Linked DNA regions of Homo sapiens: regions 1 and 2 are each linked to region 3. A link is a loop called in an ENCODE intact Hi-C map of the cell type or tissue named here. Cell type or tissue: IMR-90. All regions are shown on one strand. Region 1 overlaps LOC339166 (a long non-coding RNA gene). Region 2 holds the start of LOC124903903 (a long non-coding RNA gene). Region 3 has its middle 22 kb from the start of AIPL1.

Region 1 (5,000 bases), 580 kb before region 3:
GTTTGAAATGTCTAAAATGATTTATTTAAACACAAAATTGGAAAAAGCTGGCTTTAGAACCAAACAAATTGAATGGGTGACTTACTTCCAATAGCACCTAAAAGCTTTGTAACCTTCACCTGCTCCCCCTTCTTCTGCCCCTCTGATCTGAACTCACTCCTTTCTGCTTGTTCCCTTGGCTTTATACATCTCTTAGGCAGAGATTTTTGGAATTTCACAATGCTCACATTTTCTTCTCTCAAAAGGGGGAAATATATTTAAATTCGAAACAAAAGAAGCAAATGAAACAACTGCAGAATGAGAATAAAACTGCTGAGATTAAAAAATACAGATTTTTTTTAAACAATTTTTTTATCCCTAAACTTTGTTAATGAGAAACACTCTGGGATTCTCAACCGTTGAGGCAATGCCAGGTTTTCTAGGCCTCCAGCTGGCTACATATTATGGCCCATTCTTGTGCACATTTGTAAATTGATGGGCAAGTTACTTCAAGGAAAATTCAGAACTCAAATAGTCGTTATTCCAAAACCCTGCAACTCTAACGTTAGTATGTAGAATCTTCTAAGTTCTTTATTTCTCTATTTTTTTCTGCTACCTACTATGAATCTGCTGAGTTTTCTACTGGTTTTGAGATAAAACTCACTGCTACTGGTATTACTAATTCAAGGTTGCTTGGAGGTTTTGTTTTTCTTATAGAATTCAGCCAGTTCTAGATAATGGCTAAACATTAAAAATGTAACCCTAAATTCATCTGAAACCAAAGGAAAAAAAAAAGAAGTGAAAGAGATTCTTAAAAATATAAAACTGCCATGGAAACTGCTATTTCCAAAATTTTAGTTCAGAGTCTTCACTATATTATCTATTGGGGCAAACAAAGTTTATTCATGTAAACAGGTCTCAATTTTGTCAGAGATATAATTTGGATCCACTTGTCTTTTCACTCATAAATTAGCCCCAATATTCCCCAAGTTCATGTGACTTAAGTAAATCTTTAATAAATAAGATAGCTTTAAAGTTATTGGTAAAATAGAAATATCTTCATAAGCTGTGAAAATGATTAACATAGAAATAAGTTGAAATAATGCCTAGGTTTGTCAAATATCTCATTTCTCATAATCTGGGTAAACTTAAAATAAATAAATTAAATGTAAATGGGATAAAGTGCTTATACATACAATTTTCATGTACTTTGAAATATTAAAATTGTGTTAAATAATAACTACTTATTAAACGTCCGAGTTATTTCCAATTAAGAAAAAATTATGTTAGAAGGAAACATGTTTCTAAAAATTATCAAATGGTTTTCATCTATAAACTACTGATATGTGACAGATGATTCAAGATTTCTTGCCTCCTAGGTTTTCACCAAAATGTAAGGTTGCTAAGAATAAAAATTCTAAATAATATGTATAATTCTGTATATAAAGTGTACCTAAAAAACAAGATGTGTTTTTAAGAGAAAAAAACATAAAAAGGGATAACATGTTTTCTTTACTGAGAAAAAATAATTTTGTCGAATTTGGAGGTTATTTAAAAGTTGATTCAAAATGTAGATTTAGGGGAAAGATATAAGAAGATAGAAAGGAACCATTAAGTAAGACAGAGAGAGAGAGATGTGAAGAAAGTTGTGGACATAAATATATATTTTTATTAAGTAAGGTTAAAGAAAAAATAATTTTGTGTGAGAAAAAATCTTGAATAATAATTTTTTGTCCTAAAGTAAAATGACTTGGTATTTAAGAAAAAGGAAGTGTAGGATAAAGTAAGCATGTCATAAATGGTCTGTATCAGGTTCATGAAAAGAGAATTTAAGAAAGAAATTTTGTGTGTGTTTAAGTTGGCTATAATTAAAAGGAAATTATTTATAAGTCTTTCTAAAGATTGGTCCCCTATGTTGGAACAAGGTTTTCTTAAAGTATTGATTCGCTCTTAATGACATTGTAAGAGGTTTTGATTTTTAATTCTGTTATCTTTTTCTTTTTGAAACTTCTGAGATTTATATTTTGCAAGTTCAACTTTTGCTGTGCTCGGCTACATGTAATTTGCAGGTCATGTATCATTGCTTTCTGTTTTTCCTCCTCTTGAAAAGATATATCTTTTTGCTTGGCTGGGGTGATAACTCTTTCCACCTTTTCATCCATTCCTATAACTTTTTTCTCTAGTTCTAATTCTGATGTTGTGGCCTGCTGCTGAAATGTTTATCTTGAAGTTCTAGAAAAGCAATGTTTTCCTCCAGTGTAACTTGATTCCATTCTCTTGGCTTTTCTTGATGTGTCTGAATTGGTCAATGTAATTTGGAGACTTCCCATACAAAGAACCATGTATTCCCCTGATCAAGGTAATGGTTTTCTTGTTTACATTCCTCTGTGATGCAGTGTTCACTCATCACCCTGGAAACACTTCCTGTGTCTGCGTCTGTTTAAATTTAAATATCCTTTTCATCAGGCTTGGCTTCCAGGTTATCTAAATTGGCTTCTCATAAGGAGAAGCAATCACACCACAGGAGGTTATTCTTTACCTTTTTGGTAGCTGACTGAAAAACCAAAGATTTTACATTTTGTCAAGATAATTCCTGTGTTGCCTTTATTAGGTTTCTTGATTACTTAGGAAAACTGAGCTGTAAATGGGTTAAGGGTTTTATATTCATGTAACTTTCTGTATGGCCCCTGAGGTCTTTTGATTGTCACACTGGTTAAATAAATAACTATTATTTTACAAAGACAATGACCTGTAATTTTGTTTTGTTCCAATGTTTTGAAACTTCTGACATATTTGACGTATTTTCCAAGGGTGAAAATCCTAAATTAAGTCTTTTTGGATTAAATATTAGGTTGGTGCAAAAGTAATTGCAGTTTTAATTGCAGTTTTTGATCTAATATATGTATTTGGTGAATTATATGGAAAACAATGACAATAAATGATACTAATCTTCCTTCAGTTACATCTATGGGTATGTTGTTGATATAAATGTTCCAAAAAGTATGTAAATTATAAAAACCCAATATGTTATCAGTCATAATTTTGATTATGTTAATTTTTTCTAAAATTATATGGCTATGTTATTAATATGAGTATTCTAAAGATTACATAAAATTTATAAAAGTCTAATGGTCCTGATATGACACTGTCAGTCATAGTTGTGGTTGTTATCTTAAAATGCTACATGCAATGGAAATAACTAAATTTCTTTGTCAATTGGGAATTTTCATCAGATTTAACCTATGGCTATTCAAAGTTTTTGTGATCATAGCTTTTTTTTTTCTTTAAATTGAGACAGAGTCTCACCCTGTCACCCAGGGTGGAGTGCAGTGGTGCAGTCTCAGCTCTCAGCAACCTCCATCTGCCAGGTTTATGCGATTCTCCTGTTTCAGCCTCCCGAGTAGCTAGGATTATAGGCGTGCACCACCTCGCCTGGCTAATTTTTTGTATTTTTAGTAGACACAGGATTTTGCCACGTTGCCCAGGCAGGTCACGAACTCCTGAGCTCAAGTGATCCACCCGCCTCGGCCTCCCAAAGTGCTGGGATTACAGGCCAGAGCTATTGTTTTGAAATCTTCTCTAGAAACATTTGCAATCAGCTATACTCCAAAACTGCTTTCCATGGAAGAGACTCTAACAAGTCCTTTTGAATACAGATTTCCGATAACTTTAAGAATAATAGACTAAATAAAAACTTCCATAAAAAGTTGTACATCAAGATCACTAACCCAACATCAAACAAAACAAGAATTACACGGGACTGCACTCATAGAGGACTAAAATGATTTTTATGACTTTTAAAAAAATTGCTAATTCTTTTTATATTCTGTTTTCCAACGTCAAAAAGTTTTCCTTCTTTTGAGCCACCTTACAACAATTGGGTAAAGTATGCTTTTGTGAACAAAATTAAGACACTTATTTTCTCTTTACCCAAATTCTCCAGAATATGGAAACTATTCCTCAACAGCTAAGGCCAAAATAATATCACCCAGCAACTGTATGTGATTCATTATTCAGGAAAACAGCACATAGCCTTGTGTCATGTTCTGCCCCATGTTGCTAACAACCTGCCTGCAATAACAAGGTTCTTTCTTTGCATTGAGAGATGAGACTTCCTGGGAATGAGCCTTCTCAGTGCCTAGGGATAAAGAATGTCTATCACTCTAACCTAAGTGGAGATTTATCATCAGTGCTTCCACATGAAGATTTTTGATCAAAAAGGGGAAATGATAACTTACAGGTCACCTTTGGCAGGCTTCCAAATTAACCACCTGGGAAAGGTCTTATGATTCATGGCTTACATCCTGTCTCTGAGTAACAAATCTTTTTTTTTTTTTTCGAGACAGAGTCCTGCTCTGTCGCCCAGGCTGGAGTGCAGTGGCGCGATCTCGGCTCACTGCAAGCTCCATCTCCCAGGTTCACGCCATTCTCCTGCCTCAGCCTCCTGAGTAGCTGGGACTACAGGTGCCCGCCACCACGCCCGGCTAAGTTTTTGTATTTTCAGTAGAGACGGGGTTTCACCTTGTTAGCCAGGATGGTCTCGATCTCCTGACCTCATGATCCACCCGCCTCGGCCTCCCAGAGTGCTGGGATTACAGGCGTGAGCCACCGCGCCTGGCCCCTCTGAGTAACAAATCTTATTGTGAGTCCCTCAAATCTTATTGTGAGTTCCTCAAATTTTTGATGTACTGATTAATATGTAACCTATTAACACTGAAACGGACACTGATTTGTTTCTGATGCATGAAGTTTTGCTGATTGTCTTGCTGTAGGACATTTTGGCCAGTATGCTGTAAACTGTAGCCGATGATTGTAACCTCTGAATTGAACCCACCAATAAAAAAGAGCAACTCTGATATGAGAAGACCCCCTCCCTTCTCCTAAACGTTCTTATAATGGCATTCCAACTTGTAACAGACTTTGGAACACACCTAAATTCGTTGGTGTGTCTTCCCAGGTTGATGCTCACATTTGACTTCTGCTAAAGCTTTTTCAATTTATTTCAGCCTCAAGAGCCTTAA
Region 2 (5,000 bases), 710 kb before region 3:
CTCCCAAGGGCCCAAGCAACCCTTGGGGAGCCCATCTAGGTGTATGAAGTTAGTGGTGAGGGAGCGTGTCTGCAGCCACTCTGCAGTGGCGATTATGGAGCAAGAACAGGGGAGCATCCCGGGGGATCTGCGCCTGGGGCAGTGGAGAAGTGGGCAGCAGACTTGGCTCAGTGGCAACAGCAGAAAGTGTGGGAAGAACAGGGTGTTGTGCTGGAGACCAGGATCCCAGTGGAAATTGAGACTGAGAGAGGAAGACAGAGGGAGGGAACTAGGGGAAACAGTCTTGGGGCTTGATGCTGTGACTTCATATGTGTCATTTGGGTTACAAATATGAATATGGGATAGTAGGGGGATGGTTCAGCTGCCTCAACCTGTCTTTGTAACAGTCATGGCATTCTGCATAGTGAAAAGATCAGAATGGAGCAGGAGTTTATAAGCTCAAATTCATCTTGCAGACATGTTTCACGAAGGTCAAAAATTGGGTACCTTTAGGCAGGTCCTACCTTCTAATTGCCATGCACCCCACCCCTTCCTACTGTCTCACACCTGGCCCAGTTCACTTATTGCTATCACTTGCCTAAGCCCTGGAGGTATGTGAGTTTGCAGCCTGTGGGTGGATGTCCTCCAAGGGCCTTTCCAGCTCTCATGTTACAAAGTGGCTTTGCAGCCCTCGTCTCACTTGCCGTCCTCCATCCCACCCCCTCATATCCAGAGCTCCCCTAAGAACCACTCCCCCTTCTCCATGCACATCTGCCTCATGCCTGCCTTGCTTAGGCTGCCCTACCTGCCTGCAAGCCCTTCCACTCTGGAGACCTCCAACTTGTCTTCCAAGTCTCCATTCAGGGTTCTCCAGCTTCATGATGTCTTTTCCTTGTCCCCTCTGATGCAGTCTGAGCACTCCTGTCTTTGTGTCCTCACTTTGGCCAGACACTGTGATGGCTTTTGTCCTTGTCTCCCTTGGCTGCTAGCCTTGGAGCAGCATGGGGCCTACGCTCTGCTCATCTCCCAGTTTTTGGTGCCTAGCATGGTGCTATAGGAGGGAAGGTATTACATCTCCGTACACTGCTGAGTAATCAGGCACTGGCTCAGAGAGGTTCACCATGTTGTCCAGGGTCACACAGCTAATGAGATAAGCAGAGTTAGTACCAGAATTCAGGTCTTCTTCCTTGAAGTGTCCACTGGGCTTTCTCTGCACCAGGTATCACAACTTGCAGGGAAAACCCAGGATGCTTTAATCATTTGAAATGAACCAGGCAATAGATTAGTGATGAGAAATAATGGATATGGCTGATCTATCTGTCTGTCTGTCTAACATATATATGAGATATATGTCAATATATATACTCCACAGAGATGACCGAGTGGGTGCTATTCAGAAAACACATCGGAGTTAGTCCTTTCCCCAGAAAGTTGACCTCCACTCTTGGGCATCCTCTTCTGGATCGAGGAAGGTCCTGTTGGGTAAGGACTCCCAAAGCATCAGCTGAGTACACTGGCATTGTTCCATGTCAGGGTGTGGATGGAAGAATGCCTGTTTAGTCATGTGGGCTCTGCAGCCACAGTTCAAATCCCAGCTCTGCAACTTATGAGCTGTGTGACCCTGGATAAATGAGCTAACCCTTCTGTGCCGCAGTTTCCTTATTTATAACCAACTCATGGTGATAGTTTCTAGCCTCTTGAGGCATTGAGAGGATTGATGCTGTGACCTCATATGTATCATTTGGGTTACAAATATGAATATGGGATGGCAGGGGGGTGGTCCATCTGGCCTCAACCTGTCTTTGTAACAGTCGTGACATTCTGCATATATATACTCCCATATACATGAGAGGATTAAATGAGTTAACCCGTGTAAAGCACACAGTGAGCCCTAATGTGAGTGCCTCTGCCATTAATATTGTCAGTTTGTCTGTGAGTGGGCAAGAGGGCCTGGCACTAGAAATCAGGGGACGTGGCCCTGGTCTGGCTCTGCCTTTGGCTATCCTTCCCCAACTCTCCTGCAGGGGGCAGGATGGGTGGGTTCCATGTTCTTGGGGATTTTTGCAATTCCTTTGCCCCTGCAGCACTCTTCTCTGTGGCTTCTGCAACTGCTTTGGGACGAAGCCTCTTGAGTAGATGAAAGGGAGTGGGAAGTTGAGAGCATCCCCGCTCCCTGCCACCTCCTGCGTCTTCTTAATGAGCTGCCACTATCTCTGTGGGGTGTGGGGTCGTGCTAGCTCCCATCTGGAGGGAGGCTGGCTCTGACCTTGCTCTCCAGGTGCCAGCTCACCTCCAGGGAGGTAGTTTCCCGAATGCTGACCCCAGGCCAGGCCCTGTCCTCCAGGGACTCAAAGTCACTTTACACTTCAGGGCAGCGAGTGCAGTGCAGGCCAAGCACAGGGGACTGGGTGATCCCAGCCAGGAGGGGAGGGGCTCAAGGAGAGGGTCGGGAGGAGGTGACCCGGGAATACTGAAGGTCCAGTAGGAGGTGATTAGAGGGTTAAGGGTGAGCATTCCAGGAAGACAATGGCCTGGGCTGAGGCCACAGAGGAACAAGCTAGCCATGTTCAGTTGTTCAGCGGGCTAGGGTGGAAAATGGCCAGATTCCAACCTCCTAGCCTGGGAGGATCACTTCTGGGAGGGAGAACCTAGGCCCCGGCCAGGATTCCTGTGGTCAGTTTGGGCTGAGGAAGGTGGGATGCTGAGCCCATTGCTTCTCTGGTTTTAAGCCCTTTTCAGTGTATCTTGGAAAAGAAAACACACCTCTTCTTCTGTGCCTCTTCTTCCTGGGGGCAGGGGGTAGGCTTAAAAGTGGCATTAAACACCTTATTCCCAAAGCCCTGGGATGTCAATGATGGGGTTCCCTGATGAGCTCCTGGGTGTTGCTCACCTTCATGCCAGCCTCCCGGCCTTCCTGCATTATGAAGGAAGCTCCAGAAGCCCAGCTTTGGCCAGCTGCAAAGCCAGTGGGGGCCCAGTGCTGGGAGGCCATATGGGGAGCTGGGCAGAGGGGTACCTTGGCCGACCTAGGGACTTCAAGCTGGTCCCTGAGCTAAGCAATTGCGCGGCGGTGCTCAGGGCAGGCCTGCCTTTCTGGGCCTTCAGACTTCCCACCATCTGCTTAGTGAGGCCCTCTGTTTAAATTCTCTACTTGTCTCGGCTTCCACAAAATAATTAGCATCTATTCGTTCCTAGAGCTTGCTTGGCGACATTAGTCATTGTAGGAGCTTTCAGTGCGGCTTGCAGAAATTTCCATTTGATGCAAAGTTGAAAATGGCTTAAGTGGGACTCCACGGGCCCCACTTACTTTACCAGCATCTGGTGCCTTGGTTTGTTTCCTCCTACCTGCTTCTTTGCTGCCTTCTGAGCAGGTGTGGGGCCTGATGATGACAAAGGGAGAGGAGGGCACTCAGACAAGAGAGGATGCTGTCCTCCTGGGACACCGTGGGGAAGGAGACTCACAAGGAAAACCCATCTGGGGTGGGAGAGGGAGGAGGAGGTTTTTAGTGCTGCAGCCACCTAGGCCCTTCCCGCAGGGACAGAGCTTTTGTAAGGGAGCGATTTATGTGTTGAGCTGCAAAGGAGGCCACATAAACCCAATCCCGGTTCAGGCATGAAATCCGCTGCAGAACAATTCTCTGACATATTTGCTTACAAAACTAACATGCACGATTGCAGAACAACCTGCTCTCTGAGGCATGAGTGGCTCAAAGCCCTTTGGCTTTTCTTGAAAGCAGTGCTTTGGCTCTCATGAGAACCCAGCTGCTCTAGCGTTGGTCAGTTTACATATTCCTGAGCCAGAGAAAGGGAGAAGGTGCTGCCTCCTGGCGGTCCTGTGGGGAATGAATGTGGGGCAAGCCAGTTCCTGAAATCATGCTTCACACTCCCTGGGCTGCAAAATGCTTTCCTTCCATCAACCCTCTCAGGTGGATGTTAAGGTCTTATCTGAGCCAATGGGGAGATGGACATTCAGGGAGAGGAAGGGCCATGCTTTGTGATTCTGGCCTTTCTTTGCCTATCTGTAAAATGATCTGGTTGTCTGTAATCCCAGCACTTTGGGAGGCCGAGACGGGCAGATCACCTGAGGTCAGGAGTTCGAGACCAGCCTGGCCAACATGGTGAAACCTTGTCTCTACTAAAAAATACAAAAATTAGCAAGGCTTGGTGGTGGGCACCTGTGGTTCCAGCTACTAGGGAAGCTGAGGCAGGAGGATTGCTTCAATCCAGGAGGCAGAGGTTGCAGTGAGCTGAGATCGTGCTACTGTACTCCAGCCTGGGCAACAGAGTGAGACCCTGTCTCAAAAAAAAAAAAAAAAAAAAAGGACCTGGTTGGACAAAGCAATCTCTGAGGGCTGTCCACATTTAGTCTCTCCCTTGTGGTGTGCATTGGGCCTGAGGGGTTTTACCCCTATGGCGGTCCACAGGGGGACCCTGCCCTGGTCAGTGGCCCATGCAGCAAGACGCATGGTGCTGTGCGACGCTTTGGGTCTGCAGTGTAAGACAGATCTGGGTCCAAGCCCTGGCCTGGCCCTGTTTTAGCTGTCCGGTCTATGGCAAGTTGGCTTCCCTGGCTGGATCTTGGTTTTCTTCTCATCCACAAAGTGGGGTCAGCTCCCTCTTCTGCCTGCCTTATGCCTCACTCCAGTGTGAGTGTCAAAGAAGAGAATCAATATGGAAATGCCTTGTGGATGAAAAGGTGGTGTTTGATTTTCTTTTGCAAAACATGATATATGCAAATTATACCAGAAATCAAATCTCACAAAAAGATGATGAAAGATAAGCTTCCCTTCCTACCTGTCTCCCACTTCTTCTCTCTAGATACAACCTATTATTACTCCTTGTGTGCGCTTCCTTAGAGACTTTCCATATGTCCAATATATATGTGCAAAGAGTGACATCTCAAGTATTTATACATCCATCTATCTATCTCACTTAGATGATTTTTAGGACTTTTAGAAATATCCGTTCAGCAAATATCCACTTTCCTTCTCTTCCTCCCAGGAAAATGCTCCCTGGCCCCA
Region 3 (5,000 bases):
CCTGGGCAGGTGTATCCACTGAGTTCTGGCAGGAATTCAAAGAGCAAGAATCCAATGGTATCCTCAATTTGGGCAATTTGAGGAAAATTGTTAAAGGGAACTCTTCAAAGGACAGAGCAGGCAGGATATAGGGAAACAGTAAGGAATGGTGCCTGTGGCGCCCCAGGCCTGGGAACAGCCAGGAGCCGTGACCACCCCTAGGAATGAGGGGAACCCCAGAATAAAGTGTGGTCAGCAGAATGATCCCCCCACCAAAGATATCTACCTCGTAATCCTCAGCACCTGCGAATGAGTCACCTTCCATTGCAAAGGGACTCTGCAGGCGTGACCAAGTGAAAAGTCTTTTTTTTTTTTTTTTGAGATGGGGTCTCGCTCTGACACCCAGGCTGGAGTGCAGTAGTGCCATCTCGGCTCACTGCAAGCTCCACCTCCTGGGTTCACACCATTCTCCTGCCTCAGCCTCCCAAGTAGCTGGGACTACAGGCGCCCGCCACCACGCCCAGCTAATTTTATGTATTTTTAGTAGACACGGGGTTTCACTGCACTAGCCAGGATGGTCTTGATCTCCTGACCTCGTGATCCGCCCACCTCCGCCTCCCAAAGTACTGGGATTATAGGCGTGAGCCATCGCGCCCAGCCAAAAGTCTTAAAATGGGGAGATCATCCTGGATTATCTGGGTGGGCCCAGTGTAACCACAAGGCTCCTTATAAGACGGAGGCAGAAGGCCGAGCGTGGTAGCTCATGCCTGTAATCCCAACACTTTGGGAGGCAGGGGCGGGCCGATCACCTGAGGTCAGGAGTTCGAGACCAGCCTGGCCAACATGGTGAAACCCCATCTCTACTAAAAATACAAAAATTAGCTGGGCATGGTGGTGGGTGCCTGTAATCCCAGCTACTTGGGAGGCTGAGGCAGGATAATCGCTTGAACCCAGGAGGCAGAGATGGCAGTGAGCTGAGATTGCACCACTGCACCCCAGCCTGGATGACAAGAGCAAAACTCCATCTCAAAAAAAGAAAAAAAGGAGGCAGAAGAGTCAGAGAAGGACATGTGACAACAGAAACAGGCTGGAGTGATGTGGCCATGAGCCAAGACATGCAGGAGCCTCTAGAAGCTGGGAAAGGCAAGGAACGAATTCCCCGCTAGAGCCTCCAGAAGGAATGCAATCCTACCAACAGGACTAAAGTCAACCAATCATTGATTCCAGTCCCATGTGACCCATTTCAGATTTCTGAACTCCAGAACTGTAAGATAATAAATGTGGGTTTGTAGATTTGTTATAGTAGCAATAAGAAACCAGCGCAGGCCGGGCGCAATGGCTCACGACTGTAATCCTAGCACTTTGGGAACCCAAGGCGGGCAGATCACCTGAGGCCTCAGGAGTTCAAGACCAGCCTGAGTAATATGATAAAACCCCATCTCTACTAAAAACACAAAATTAGCCGGGTGTAGTGGTGCATGCCTGTAATCCCAGCTACTCGGGAAGTTGAGGCAGGAGAATCCCTTGAACTGAGGAGGCAGAGGTTGCAGTGAGCCGAGATCATGCCATTGCACTCCAGACTCGGCAACAAGAGTGAAACTCCATAGAGAGAAAGACAAGAAAGAAAGAAAGAAAGAAAGAAAGAAAGAAAGAAAGAAAGAAAGAAAGAAAGAAAGAAAGAAAGAAAGAAAGAAGAAGGAAGGAAGGAAGGAAGGAAAGAAAGAGAGAGGAAGGAAGGGAAGGGAGAGAGAAAGAAGGAAGGAGAGAGAAGAAAGAGAGAGAGAAGAAAGAGAGAGAAGAAAGAGAGAGAGAAGAAAGAAAAGAGAAAGAAAGAAAGAGAAAGAAAGAAAGAGAAAAGAAAAGAATGAACTAGTGCAGGGAGAGCGGGTGCAGAGGGCTGCCTGACAGATCAGCGTATTAAACAGTCAGGACAGAAGACCCCCACCTACACAAGGAAGAAAGCTGGGGGAACAAAAGCCCTGACCCCACTCTCCTCCAGCCCCCAATCTCCTACAGGGGCTTCCAATGGGAAGAACCCACTGGAAGCCAGAGGGAGCCATCGGCGTATCACCCACAGGATCATCTTCCAGAGCAGGGTGCAGGAAGGAGGGTGGAGAGTGGATTGAAGAGACCAACGGGAGACAACCAGCACAGTACGGCAGCTTGACCAAACTCTTTGCTGGCTAACATATTAATTATCAAAGAGGAAGGGGCTACATGGGAGTCTTGAACCGGGTCCCAAGAAGGAGGAGCAGGACACCTGTACTCCAGCTGGAAATTAAGACTCACCCTACCCTCAGGACAGAATCCAAGAAGACAGACACAGATCTGGGGCACAGTGGACGGAAATCCCCCAGAACTTCCTGGGAAAGGGGTCCTTCAAGAGCCTAACAGCCATGCTGGAGGCCAGCCAGTAGGGTGACCAACCCAGAGACCACCACCCCTCATCCTATCTTAACCACCCAATCCCAGTCCTGGCCATCCCTCCTCAATGCCATGCCCTTCACGGATGAGATTCTGCTGGGTACAGAGAAAAGCCCAGGGTTCCAGGCATCAGTTGGGGTGGTCATTGCTCCTAGTTTGGGCTCTGGCCAGCTGATACTGTCCAGTGTCAGATCTGGACATCCTCAGGCCCTGCCATCAGAAACTAACATTTCACAGATCAGCTTAGCTCAAACACAGCCTCACCACTAGCCAATATGGGGACTGCAAATTAGAAAAAGCTACCCCCTTCCTCAAAACACTTTCCTGCCATCTATTGGGAACTTGTAGTAACTACACATATCTAAGATAGATGACAATGAAATTGAGGAGTAGGGGGTGGAGACAGTGCTGGAATTGTTCAATGCACAACCTGCACAACTGTAAGTGGCTGCCATTCCCAAACTTCCTCCACCACATTACAGGACTTCTGCTGCACCAGCATCTTACATGGGCCTCTTCTCTTCCAATGCTGCTCTCTTGCCGAAACTATTACAGCAGTCTCCAAATTGATCTCCCCCTTTCAATGCAACCTTACACCTGCCACAGAGACATCTTTCTAGAATATTCATCTGATCATTTCCCTTGCCAGTGGAAGCTTTTCAGAGGCCCCTCCCTGGCATTCAAGGTCCCCTGGATCTGGTCCTGTTCAATCTTGGCAGCCTTTTCTCCCATGACTCTTGTCCTATACAGGTACATACTGGCCTCCACCTGGGCTCTCTCTGAGCCCTACCCTGGCCGCAGACTCACCCCATATTCAGTGCCTGCTCTGGCCTTCAACCCATGTCCCAGGCAGGACAAATCCCAGGTCGGGTGCCAATAGCCCCCTCCCAAGTGAGGGCTGTGGCAAGCTGGGACAATATGAGATGCCACTGTGGTCTAACTTCAACTCCCAGCCTCCGTGTCCCAGCTGTGCCCTTACACTTCTTATCTCTTCTCCTGTCTGGGCCGCTCCCATTCATCAGGGACAATGAGCCCCATCTGCAGAGGCTGAGTATCCTTCTTGAGTCCCACCCACTGGCTCCTGGCCCCCCTCAGACTCCCACAGGTGGAAGAAGGAGTTTCCCAATAGTAAGAAGGGCCAGTCCCCAGGTGCGCTGTCTCCAGGCTGGGCAGGAGTGGCAGCAGGGACCAGGCTGCAGTGTTCTGAGGACCATCAGTAATTCCTCTTGCTCAGAGACAAGGGCAAGCTCAGTGCCTCTGTTCCAATTACCCAGAGAGAGGCTCACTGTGGCTACATAATTAATACTCTAATTGGGGGTCACTCTAACTCCAACAGTCCTTCAGGGAGTGTTGGGAGGTGGAGATATGACATAGGGGAAAGACAGGGAATGATGGGGTACATCCTGTCGCCCAGGCTGGACATCCCTGGGGTTGCAGACGCTGGCCCTGGGAGGGCCATTCCCCAGTGTGGGAGGGGCTGGCAGAACAGGGCCAACCCGTGGTGTTCAGGGCTCAGGAAAATGTTATGAAATACACATCTATATCAGAAATTTGAGTCACCCCAAATTCAGCATGTCCCACCACCATGCTGGCTGCTTAGTCTTGCACAATCCCGTGAAAGAAATACCACCCCAGCCAACAGGGGCAACCTGCTCTCTAGGCTTCCCTTCTGGAACCAGGGTCCCGCCACAGGGCTCTGGGATGGCCCCATGGGTATGCACCCTGGCTCTCCCCATCTAGTAGACCCCACAGTTGAAGGTGGGAAGGGGTTAGAGGGATAGAGGATAAGACAGTGCCCCTAAGAACAGGGACCAAACCAGGACTATTTTGGGTTGAATCGTGTCCTCCTCCCAAAAGATGTGTTGAAGTCCTAACCCCTAGAACCTCAGAGTGTGATCTTATTTAGAAACAGGGTCTTTGAAGAGATAATCCAGTTAAAATGAGATCATTTGGGGGCAGGTGCTAATGCAATATAAGTGTCCTTATAAAAAGAAGGAGTTTGGGCACAAAGACAGTCACGGAAGGAAGACAATGTAAGCAGACACAGGGCGAAGATGGCCATCTACAAGCCACGGCCTGAAGCTACCGGAAGACAGGAGAGAGGCCAGGGCAGACCCTTCCCTGGGGTCTTCAGAGCCCTGGCGACACCTTGATTTCAGACTTCCCATCTCCATTGCTGCGAGACAAGAAGCTTCTTAGTGTGTGGCTCTGTGACTGAAGCCCTAGGGCACTATGACAAGGGCCCACCCATGTCTCAGTCTGGTCTTGGGGCTCCCTGGCCAGAGGGCACTAGGACCCCTGTCCAGGCTCAGGCAACTAGAAAAGGCATTTAGAAAATGCCAAGAAAGGGCCGGGCGCGGTGGTGCACGCCCGTAATCCCAGCACTTTGGGAGGCCGAGGCGAGCGAATCAACTAAGGTCAGGAGTTCGAGACCAGCCTGACCAACATGGTGAAACCCCATCTCTACTAAAAATACAAACATTAGCTGGGCGTGGTGTCAGGTGCCTGTAATCCCAGCTACTCAGGAGGCTAAGGCAGGAGAGTCACTTGAACCTGGGATGCAGAGGTTGTGGTGAGCCGAGATCGCGCCACTGCAC

Evidence for each region. Peaks named below come from ENCODE experiments on the same cell type or tissue, not always from the same donor. Only the 100,000 strongest peaks of a DNase experiment are listed, where the experiment ranks them.
Region 1: it touches region 3 in a loop (4-fold over the local background); 2 of 110 quality-filtered maps call a loop at or near these places.
Region 2: it touches region 3 in a loop (13-fold over the local background); 26 of 110 quality-filtered maps call a loop at or near these places.

The regions. Positions count from the first base shown.
Region 1 is chr17:5,830,692-5,835,691 of GRCh38, forward strand. All of the region lies in intron 1 of LOC339166 (a long non-coding RNA gene), which reads left to right. Among named protein-coding and RNA genes, the nearest start is that of WSCD1, 240 kb to the right of the region's middle. In IMR-90, no CTCF peak of the experiment used is centred here; a DNase peak (open chromatin) is centred at 2,340.
Region 2 is chr17:5,703,233-5,708,232 of GRCh38, forward strand. LOC124903903 (a long non-coding RNA gene) reads right to left here and starts at 869. Exons shown (of 2, transcript XR_007065592.1): 1 at 785-869. In IMR-90, CTCF peaks have their summits at 2,005 (motif pointing right) and 3,816 (motif pointing left); a DNase peak (open chromatin) is centred at 3,759.
Region 3 is chr17:6,410,469-6,415,468 of GRCh38, forward strand. No RefSeq gene overlaps it. Among named protein-coding and RNA genes, the nearest start is that of AIPL1, 22 kb to the right of the region's middle. In IMR-90, a CTCF peak has its summit at 2,730 (motif pointing left); no DNase peak of the experiment used is centred here; H3K27me3 peaks cover 301 bases.